3 separate regions of the Homo sapiens genome follow, and all the other regions are linked to region 3. A link is a loop called in an ENCODE intact Hi-C map of the cell type or tissue named here. Cell type or tissue: chondrocyte. All regions are shown on one strand. Each heading gives the region's core, and the rest is flanking DNA. Links, peaks and the distances in the headings are about the cores only.

Evidence for each region. A loop is a pair of places that touch in the nucleus more often than their neighbours do. Peaks named below come from ENCODE experiments on the same cell type or tissue, not always from the same donor. Only the 100,000 strongest peaks of a DNase experiment are listed, where the experiment ranks them.
Region 1: a loop joins it to region 3, with 4 times the contacts of the local background. A loop is called at or near these places in 4 of 110 quality-filtered maps.
Region 2: it touches region 3 in a loop (7-fold over the local background); 58 of 110 quality-filtered maps call a loop at or near these places.

Annotation. Positions count from the first base shown.
Region 1 is chr2:27,705,388-27,709,437 of GRCh38, forward strand. It overlaps LINC01460 (long intergenic non-protein coding RNA 1460), which reads right to left. Exons shown (of 2, transcript NR_135200.1): 2 at 399-3,109. Among named protein-coding and RNA genes, the nearest start is that of LINC01460, 8.3 kb to the right of the region's middle. In chondrocyte, for the core only: no CTCF peak of the experiment used is centred there; no DNase peak of the experiment used is centred there.
Region 2 is chr2:28,564,819-28,568,868 of GRCh38, forward strand. It overlaps PLB1 (phospholipase B1), which reads left to right. Exons shown (of 58, transcript NM_153021.5): 19 at 462-535; 20 at 1,978-2,021. Among named protein-coding and RNA genes, the nearest start is that of PLB1, 71 kb to the left of the region's middle. RefSeq lists silencers at 1,998-2,057, 2,098-2,157. In chondrocyte, for the core only: CTCF peaks have their summits at 1,882 and 2,108; no DNase peak of the experiment used is centred there.
Region 3 is chr2:28,752,467-28,755,410 of GRCh38, forward strand. All of the region lies in intron 1 of PPP1CB (protein phosphatase 1 catalytic subunit beta), which reads left to right. Among named protein-coding and RNA genes, the nearest start is that of PPP1CB, 2.1 kb to the left of the region's middle. RefSeq lists silencers at 1-16, 2,708-2,921. In chondrocyte, for the core only: CTCF peaks have their summits at 1,086, 1,325 and 2,142; no DNase peak of the experiment used is centred there.

The sequences.
Region 1 (4,050 bases), core at 952-3,451, 1.0 Mb before region 3:
TTACATGGGTAAATTTTTTTTTTTAAGAGAGATGGGGTCTCAATATATTGCCCAAGCTGGCCTTGAACTCCTGGGCTTGAGAACCACCCACCTTAGCCTCCCAAAGTGCTGGGATTACAGGTGTGAGCCACCACACCCGTCACATGGGTAAGTTCTTTAGTGGTGATTTCTAAAGAGATTTTAGTGTACCCATCACCTGAGCAGTGTACACTGTACCCAATACTTAGTCTTTTATCCTTCACCATCCTCCCAACCTTCCCCAGCCGAGTCCCCAAAGTCCACTATATAAATCATGCCTTTGCGTCCTCATGGCTTAGCTCCTACTTATAAGTGAGAACATACAATGTTTCGTTTTCCATTCCTGAGTTACTTAACTTAGAATAATGGGCAGAATGAGGTTAACTTTTAAATTGTGTTTATTTAAGAAAAATATTATGTAAATAATAGTATGGTGGTATGCCACAAGGCAGAAAGCCTGAAACAGATATACCAATGACAAGTTCAAGGAACTGTGGTGAGGTGGGAAAATGTAACAAAACTCATTAGTCACAAACCTCACTTCAAGTCTGGCTCTGTCACACTTAAGTCATGTAACCCTGATTAAACTGCTGACCTTAAATGAGGCTGTTTCCTCATCTGTGAAGTTGAAAAAGAACTCCTACCCTCCTAAACTCACATTAAAATATGTAGAAACATGCTGAAGCCCGGAACACACCGTGCAAATAGCCCGTGGGGCTGATATCCCAATTTCCTCTTTTACCAAGGTCTATCCAGGGCTTCCTCTTCACCACCCCAGGAAGTGCCTCACAACTAGCCCCTATTTCCCAGGATCCCAAGGACCAAGTTCTATTCAGTTTGTTGTCCACACCTGGGTCTGCCATTCTGAGGGTGGGGAGGTGGGAGGGGCTGGAGAAATCCTGGAATCAGTCTGGGAACAAGTCCCAACACATGTCACTGTTTGCTTTGTCATCCTGATTCAATGACCTCATACAAGGAAGGGAGGGAGCAGAAGGAGCTGTTCCCTTCCAGATACCTAAGGAGGCTTCTGACATCTACTGTTTTCCTTGGCACGAGAAGGGCAGGAGCTGGGCTGTGATTTTTAAGGTCTGAGCTAATCTTGGAAGTGGTGAACAGCACCTCCCACAGCTGGCCAGACTGCTGCTTGGGGAACTGCCTTGAGCAAAGGGGCAGAGGGAGTTGGAATGGGCATCAGAACCCAGGCTGCTGCCCCTGCTCCTTGAAAGGGCTTCAGAACACACTGCCCTATCCATCCCCAGGATCTCACCAATCTTAGTACTAAGAATGCTAAGAATGGGCATGTCGCCCAGTTAGGGAGAAAAAGCCTGAAGCTAGGACAGCTCCTTTTTTTTTTTTTGAGAAAGAGTCTCGCTCTGTTGCCCAGGATTGAGTGCAGTGGAGTGATTTTGGCTCACTGCAATCTCCACCTCCTGGTTCAAGGGATTCTCATGCCTCAGCCTCCCGAGTAGCTGGGATTACAGGCGCCCGCCACCATGCCTGGCTAATTTTTGTATTTTTAGTAGAGACAGGGTTTCACCATGTTGGCCAGACTGGTCTTAAACTCCTGACCTCAGGTGATCTGCTTGCCTTGGCCTCCCAAAGTGCTGGGATTACAGGTGTGAGCCACTGTATCTGGCCTAGGACAGCTCTTGAATGGATTCTTAGCCTGGCCCCTCATGGGACATTCAACTGGGGTTGACAGAAGCTTCATTGACCCCAGGGTCAGAGAGTGTAATCGTCCTCACGGACTTATACATATAATGCATACTTTTTGAGCACCTACTATGTACCAGGCCTTTTGGGGAAATGAGCCAGCCATGTTGTATCAAAAGGCTAGATAGGACCTTAGAGTCACCTTTTTACCACCAGGAGTCCTTGTGTCATCCTTATCCCACTCCCTCTACCATCCTGGACATAATTAACGTTTAAATAAATTATTTTTGTTGGCCAAAAAAATTGAATTTAGCAAGTATTCATTTACAAGTTTTTGGTAATCACATATTTACATATCTGCAAATAAATTATGATCAAATAACACAAGATAATAGCTAACATTAGTACACTGAGTTAATATCCAGTCAAAAAAAAGCAAAGAAATTCAGCATTTTAGCTATCCTGTTTATTCTGGTTGGGCTTTTTTAAATTTAAAAAGTAGCTGGCCGACTACGTGGGGAATCAGTTCAAGGTTTTAGAAGTGGTGACGTAACCGCTGGGTTTTGAAGGAGAAGAGTTCACAAGCAGATAGAGAGGATGTTGCAGGCAGAGGAGGCAGAATGGTCCAGGTGCTAGTCCTGACACCACCATCCCCAGGTTGATCAGTTGAATCAGGCTGTAGCTTGAACTCAATGGGTAGGAGCCAGAGTTTGGAATGGAACTAATGATGGTGGAGGTGAGAATCAGAAAGTGTATGGTTGAATGTTCTAGTCTTTCCATATCATAGTACTGGAGAAATCGAGGCAGGAAATCCCACTGAAATCCTTTTGGTTCCCAAGGCAGGAGAATAAAAAAACACAGCAAAGGATAAGCCAAAATTCTGCCCCAGAACTGGCCTGGAACCTGTCTCCCACCCTGGCTGCCCCGCCCTTCAGCTCCAAGAGCAAACCATTTATTTTCTATGATTTTTAAAAATTGGCTCATCTCATAAATGTTCCAGAGTCGGAACAAGCTGTGCCATGGCGAAACAAAAACTGCTGAACAAATAAACAAGGCAGGCTGTGAGGCTGGGGAAAGTGCTAGATGTGGGCCCCCAACCAGGTCCATGGGTTTTGGCAAGTCTGTTGAGTCTGGGCCTCTGTTTCTTCCTCTCTAATCGGAGGGGTGGGAGAATGGGATTTTTGGGGTCCCTTCCAGTTCTGTGATCTAAACAAGTTGCACAGAGAGGGGAAGAATGTAGAGCTGCCAGTTCAGAAGCCTCCTTCCCTTCCACTGCATGGTGAGGCTAAGAGCTGGGAGCGGAGTACATCTCCTCGTAGGCAAACATTGAAACCAGACATCAGCCATTTGCTTGTTCACTCATCTGACACTGAGTATCCAGTGCTGGGTGCTCTGCTGCCCCTTCCGTCAAGGAACACACACGGAATTATGAGGTGGTCTAGCAAAGGAGAGAAGGGACGGACAGTTCCTTGCATACACCGAGCCCTTGCCCACCCCGGGGCCTTTGTTCCTGCTGTTCCACCACCTACATTGTCAGCCTCTCCCTCCTTCTTGTTCTTCAGGGTCAGCTTAAATGTTATTTCCTTGGAAGGCTTTCCCTGACCACCCTGTATAGGGCAGGGCCGCCCCCCACCCCCATCTCTCCCCATCTCTACCGCCACACTCCATTCCCCTCACAGAATTTATACTGTTTGGAATTATGCCTGCCTGCTTATTTAGTCATTTATTTTCCATCTTCTGACTAGAAGATAAGCTACGTGAGAGTAAGAATTCTGTTGGTATTTATCACTTCTGGGCAATTGGCAGCATATACTTGGAGAGTATGTGAATAATTTTTTGGCAGGTGCCAGGGTTTTTACATAGACTACCTCATTTAAGTCTCCTTAACATCCCTAAGAGAGAGACACTGTATTATTATCTTCCTTTTAGGGTGAGGAGACAGAAGCCTGGGGATGAAATATCTTACAGTTGGGAGCCTGGATTTGAACCTGTGTCTAAGTCAGGGCTCTTTCTACTTCGCCATGGTGTGGGGGCAGAGGACGCCAGGCTCTGGGCATGGCGCTTTGGCTCTGTTTTTCTTTTTTACTTTTTACTTTGAAATAATGTTAATTTACTGAAAAACTGCAAGTCTGGCGCATAGAACTCCTTCACTCAGGTTCACCAAATGTTAAACTTTGCTACATTTTAATATTCTCTCTGAGTGTGTACATACCTGTTTATACTTATTTTCTTTTGTTGAACCTTTTGAGAGTAAGTTGCAGACACTATTCCTTTTACCCTTAAATACTTTCCCAAGAACACAGACATTCTATTACATAATCAGGGAATTTAACATAGATATAATAGTTATTTTATTTTATTTTTAGAGACAGGGTCTTG
Region 2 (4,050 bases), core at 952-3,451, 190 kb before region 3:
CAGCTGATGACGGCTACGTGGGATTTCATTTTATTACTACATTTTAAACTGCATAGGTGAGATATATTGGTATAAAAGGATAATGATGTATTTCCTTTTATGATATACTTCACAACTTTAAAAAAATGAGAAAAACAGGACCCTGAAATGTATCCTTTTGAAAAGGTACAGTCTAATTTCAAGAGCACTTTTGCTGGACGAGTTTTACTTGGTCTTGGCCTAGGCAGGGTTTCTTAGAATGAAGCAGAGCTGGGAGTAGCACCAGGCATTCCCAGTGGGCACTCTCACTCATCTCTGAAAAGGCAGGATACATATGGAGACATGGTGCCATCTAGACCCTAGATCCCAGAGAGTGCCCAGGTGGTCCTGGCCAGCATAAGAACATAGACCTTTTGGCAGGTAGGCAGAGGTGGGCCACTGGGGAAAGCAGAGAAACTCACCCCCTCATTGTTCCCTCTCAGGCAGGCAATGGGGCCGGGTCCACACCTGGGAACGTCTTGGACGTCTTGACTCAGTACCGAGGCCTGTCCTGGAGGTGAGTGAGGGTGTGGCAAGGCCCCAAAGGCCCCTTCATTGCAGAGCAAGGGAAGCCCCCTGAGTGTTCTAGAAAACAACGCCTTAAGCAGAAGGGTGGGCCATTTTGTTCTTTTCTATGACCAACTTCTAGGTTTAATTTGAAAAAGGTATTCACCAGCCTCCTCAAACCACTACATTGCCCAAAACAGTAGCTGAGCCTTGAGCCAGGAATCCAGGAGAGAAACTACATAAATGTTTGGGCTGGAAATGCTTCTCTGGCTTCCATTTCTCCCTCTGTGATATAATCTCAGAAGGAGGCAGTGGCCTGAGTGATGCACAGATCATTGCCTTTGGAACCAGAGTTGTAGCTGAGCCCTAGCTGCCCAGTTGGATGTAACCTTGGGCAAGTTCCCTAACCTCTCTGAGCTTCTCTCCTCATCTCTGATGCAGAAATAATGCTACTACCTGAGCACTGTCTGAGGGCTAGAAAGAATTTAGGTGTCCAGCACAGTGCTTGACACTAAGTATCTGGTAGTTGGCATTGTTATTATAGGGCCTTTATTTTGCAGATGAGGAAACAAGGCTCAGAGAGGGCAAGTAACCTGACCAAGATCACAGAGCCAGAAGATAAAAGATCAGGAAGCAGAGCAGATGCTTCCTGGCCCCCACCAGTGCATTCCCTTATCCTGTATCACTTTGGGCAGGCTTATTTCTGCTCTGTATGTGATCAAACCTCTGCTGCAAGCCCGGGCAGGTTTGGTGTTTCCTCACCTGGAATCTGGCATCTCTATCTGACACCTGCTTTAACCTGAGTGCCGAGTCTCTGGCATCCTTCCTCACGTTGCAACACAGTTAAACCCAAACATTTGGGGAACCTTTTAGATGCTCCTAGACACCCTTGGCACAGAATGGGGTGGGGGGGTGTGGAAAAGCAGGGAATCCAATCCACTCTGGAATGCTGCATATTTGCATGCCTAGAAACCCTTCTAACTTTGATCACCTTGGAATTTTATTATTGGCTTGGAAGATGGCTGACTCTCTAGAAGACACCTTTTAAAAACGGCTTTTCCAAGCCAAGCAGGAAGAGAAGAGAGAAAAAAATAGGGCCAATAATATTAATGCACGCTGCAGTGGCTAGTTGGAAAGGGGCTGGCAGACGAGGGACTACTTCCCCTTTGAAAGCAGGGGTGCAAGGAACCAACCTACCTCCCCTTCCCCAACATCAGCGAAAATCAGCCGCTGGTTTAAAGCTGGCGTTTTGTTTGGATGTGCTGGCCTATGGGGAGGGGAGTCGTATTCTGGTTTGCTTTTTCCGTTTTTCTACTGAAGTGATGGGGAAAGTGCAAGCTCCAGGCCCCCGGGCTGTTTCTCGGGAGACGGGCGTTTCTGGCTAGTGTCTGAAGGGTCTCGGCGTGGCTGGGATTTTAACCCTTCATTTTCTTTCTTGGACCCACGTTACAGCGTCGGCGGAGATGAGAACATCGGCACCGTTACCACCCTGGCGAGTGAGTACGCGGCGGCGGCCGGGATGTTTGGTTTGGGGCGGCCCCTGCACGCTTCCCGCTCCCCCTGCAGGTGGCGCGGGCCTCGGGAGGAGCCCCGGCTGCAGGAGCCCGCTAAATTCACCAGGGGGCGCTGCCTCCCGAGACTGCCGCCCAGCTCCGCTTCCGACAGTGACGAAAGCCTTAGAGTTGGGGGTGGAACGAGGTTCGGGGCTTGGGGGCCGGGGGCGGGGAGGTGTCAAAAAGAAATTGTGTTTGACCAAAGGAGGAAGAAAGTAAAGCGGGGAAAAAGATCACCTCTTAGGGCAAGTCATTAAAAAGTGATTCAATAATCTGGCATGAGATTAGAGAGAATAAAGAAAAGTGATTCAAGAAAAAAGAAAAAGAAACCCGGTTGTGCGGCGCCTGCCTTTCCCAGCAGATCACCCCCGCGAGAGGCATCGATCCAGGCACCTGGGGCGCAGGCACAGCTGCGCACAGATATTGAATTGCGGGGTTGCTGTAGGAACCGCTGCTATTGCCGCAGGAGGAGATGAAGTTATCTTGTGCAGGCTGTGCAGACACAGCCATTTTGGGACTCAGCACTTTCCTTAATTTACTTTCCATCAACCTGCTCGGAATGATTTCTTTCTCTTTTTTTTTTTTTTTTTTTTTGAGATGGAGTCTCACTCTGTTGCCAGGCTGGAGTGCAGAGTGGCGCCATCTCAGCTCATTGCAACCTCCGCCTCCCTGGTTCAAGCGATTCTCCTGCCTCAGCCTCCCGAGTAGCTGGGACTACAGGCCCCCGCCACCACACCCAGCTAATTTTTGTATTTTTAATAGAGACAGGGTTTCACCATGTTGGCCAGGATGGTCTCGATTTCCTGACTTCGTGATCTGCCCGCCTTGGCCTCCCAAAGTGCTGGGATTACAGGCGGAATGATTTTTTAAAGTCTGATTATATTCCTTGAAGGGTCTGATCTTATCTTTTTAAAATTCTCGCCAGTGCGTACACATCTCCCTGCTTGTTCTTAAAGTATGCAAGCGATACATATTTAAATTGAATTCTTCCCCTGGAATCTTCTGGCTGATAATTTTGCCTGGGAGGAATTTAACTGGTCCCATTTTCATTTACTTTCCTGGTACATAGCCCTTTGTAATATATATTTAGAAGCTAACAACTTGAAGCCACCAAGATTTGGATGAGGGGGACATCATAGCTTAATCTCCACATAGGCAGAGCAGAGCTGAGCAGACTTCACTTTATCTGTTTTGGTTATTTGTAAATCCTGTCGAATTTAGGTAGACAGGGTTCTGTGCCACAAGCACTCCCTGCCTTCTTTATATCTAGGTCTACACACATGAGCTATAAATCAGTTCCTCTATTGCTAGGAGATGGTTCAGGGTGCTTTTGTGAGTGTGATGAACTTGGCTGTGGGATGGCCCAATGTATGCAATAGCTTTCTGGGCTCTTTACTTCCCATGCTCGTATTATGGACAAGATAATTGGATAATATTTGGCTTCACCTCTTTCACCAAAGTAATTTACAAAGGATTGAGACAATGTTACCCCACAGGTGGATGACTCCCCTGACACACTTAGCCCAGAAATGGATTATCCGCTATTTAGACTCTTCTTGCTAGAGATGTGAAGACTATTTGATTATAGGGGCTAGATAATCCAGGGGGAAGTAACTATATGGAAACGTGTTAGAAAACTCATAAGAATGTAAGGGCAGAACAGAATCCCCGTTCAACCCCCTGTTCAATTTAATCCAGCAAATATTCCAGTGCTGAGTGCTTGGAAAATAGGAGAACAGTGCTCCGATGACATCACCAAAGTGTCTTTGGCAGCATGTCTTCCTAAAGACAGACACATGACTAATATTTATAGATGTGTACAAAGCTTAGGGGAAAATAAACATAGAGGCTGTTAACCCTGTCTTCTGAAAAGGAGCGTCAAGAATTAGAATTCGTCAGGTAAGGAAAGGGGAGAGAATGTTCCTGGCAGAGAGAACTGCCTGCACCAGCAAGTCGTTGCCCTATCCAATGT
Region 3 (2,944 bases), core at 127-2,626:
CCTTTCGGAAAGGCCGCCGGGCTCCGCGCGCCGTGGTGCTCGCCTCCGGTGACCCGAGGATGGGGAGAGGATGCCTGCCACTGGGCTTTGTGCGTCCGTGGAATCACTGTTCTTCTCTGTTCTCTTTGTGCATTGCCCTTGGCTGCCTCCGATTGTCGTTCCGGGAGTGAATTTTACGTATATATATATAAACCTGTCCTTAACAGGACTGCTTCGTCTGCTCTGCATTTTTACACAATGCTATATAGAATGGATTCTTCTTAAAGAGAGGATAAAATTAGCGGGAATTAATCTACCGTTTGTTACTTGGCCTAAAAAAATTGTAAGACAAGATATTTGATCAGGTTGAAGATGCACCTAAGAAATGTGATGTATGTAGATGGGTTTGCTGAAGGGATTGGCTTTTGCATTTGATTTGAGCAGAGCTTAATTTCTGCACAAACTTAGTGAAAATCTATTTTTAAAGCCTGTCTTGTATTCGAAAGGTATTTGTAGGTCTACGCAGCATTTGAACTTTCCGGGCTCAAGTGTTCTTATTGAATAGTTTTATGTTGGTGGGAAGGCAAGGGGGGAAAACGAAGAGGTGGACTAGCCGGGAGTTAAATGTATTGATTCATTGCAGGATATTATTCAAAGTTAAATGCAGTCTTCTGCCAAACAGTCCCTCTACCCTAAAGTTTTCGTCATCAATAATTGTTTTGTGAGTGTGTAGAAAAGCCTTTAATCCTTTTTAAACAATTTAGAGGCCTCTTTGTTAGCCGCCGTCCAGCGATTGCATATGTACTGTTTGCTTTCAAATTACCTTAAGATAATTGCTAGAGTGAAGCAGTATGTACTTATATTTGGAAAATCATCAAAGAATATTGTAATGGGGGAGGGGTAATTCCTTTTTCTCAAAGTATGTGTCGGTATCTCAAACCCAAGTTCTGTGAGTACCTGTTCTGTAACTAAATACTGTGTATTTGCTCCAGATGTGAAAGCCATCCAGCAGTCTTAAGACTGAATAGGAAGCAAAAGTTTTACCAGGAACTCTTATTTACCTTTTCCTTTACTATCAAGTTATTCCTGGGAGGCCCCCTGGTGCCTGCAGTCAGTGTTCACTACCTAAGACTTTGTTTCAGATGTGAACATCTTGCTGGGTCTTTGAGAAATTTGCTTTGAAAATAATTGTATTTTGTAACTGTTTTATGAGGGAAATACAGTTAATTTAAAAATGTGTATGTCTTGTTTACATTTGGGAAGTAGAGGCCTACTCCTTTTTATTTTTTTTTTATTTTTATTTTTTGAGACGGAGTCTCACTCTGTCGCCCAGGCTGGAGTGCAATGGCACGGTCTCAGCTCACTGCAACCTCCGCCTCCCGGGTTCGAGCGATTCTTCCGCCTCAGCCTCCTGAGTAGCTGGGATTACAGGCACCCCGCCATCATGCCCGGCTAATTTTTTTTGTATTTTTGTAGAGACGGAGGTTTCACCATCTTGGCCTGGCTGGTCTTGAACTCCTGACCTCGTGATCCACCCGCTTCAGCCTCCCAAAGGGCTGGGATTACAGGCGTGAGCCATCGCGCCCGGCATATTTTTATATATTTTAAACTTTGCTTGTAAATTTAAATATTTTAAAAATATGTTTGTATCTCAATTTATTTATATTTTATTTCATTTTCCATATATTTTGTAGGCATAAAACAGATTTATGTTTTAAAATGTTTGTATCCTTTTAAATTAGACGCACCTTTATATGATTACAGGTACTTAAACTTCACGAGTGGGTTGTGCAAGGTTACTAGAAAAGACACTGGGGGAAAAATAAGTGATTCCATTTGTTTTTGTGAATTCAAATTAAATATTTGGTTTGTACAATCTGTTTTCCTTTTTTGGGGGGGCGGGGGGGGGGCGGGTAAGAATTGTAGTCCAGATACGTTTCTCTCTTAATTTAGCAAGCGTTAACAAGTTGACCTCCTCCTTGCCAGGCACCAGCAATCCTAAGATAAGACACAGTCTCTTCACTCAAGGAGCTCCCAGTCTAAACAAGTGTCTTTCAGGCTTTTTCAGCCTCCTCTCTGTCCTATGTTCAGCACACATTCTATCAGTACTTCTTCATCCTACAGAAGCATATTTAGTTTGACAGTGCCCCCAAGGGATTCTTAAATATTCTAGGTTTTTCAGCTCCTTCCCAGATCCAGACCTGTTGAAAGACTTGTCCAGAGCAGACTTGAATTTTCTAGTAAATAATTATTTTTAATCTTCAAAGAAAATTTTGTCCACCTGGATTTTCAGTGATATTAGATGCTAGTTAGTGATATTTTGTAAAGCTGCCTAGCAAGAATAACTATGGTTAGTGTTTTTAGTGTCAAATGAACGTGTAAGTAAAAATTTGGCAAGAATTTCTCTGCATTAGGGGAAAACATTCAGCAGGACCTGATCTCATTTTAAAATGCTGATTGTAGCCCCACAACATATTCCTGATTGTTTTTTCTTTTTTACTGTATTAAATCGCAGATCAGCTATACACACTTCTGGTGACTACATTTTATGAGTTGCTTTTTGTTTTTCTTTTTTAGGTGGGCGTATTATTGATAAGTTTTTTTTGTTTTTTGTTTTTTTGAGACGGAGTTTTGCGCTTGTCACCCAGGCTGGAGTGCGGTGGGGTGATGTTGGCTCACTGCAACCTCTGCCCCTGCAGGTCCAAGCGATTATTCTGCCTCAGCTTCCCAAGTAGCTGGGACTACAGCATGCCACCACGCCCCGGCTAATTTTGTATTTTTAGTAGTTTCACCATGTTGGCCTGGCTGGTCTCGAACTTTCCATCCTCAAGTGATCCACCCGCCTCGGCCTCCCAAAGTGCTGGGATTACAGGCATGTGCCACCGCGCCTGACCTTGATATGATATTTTCAAAGAGTCCTTTAGGTCATTTTAATACAAACATGCCATTTAATGTAAAACAGAAA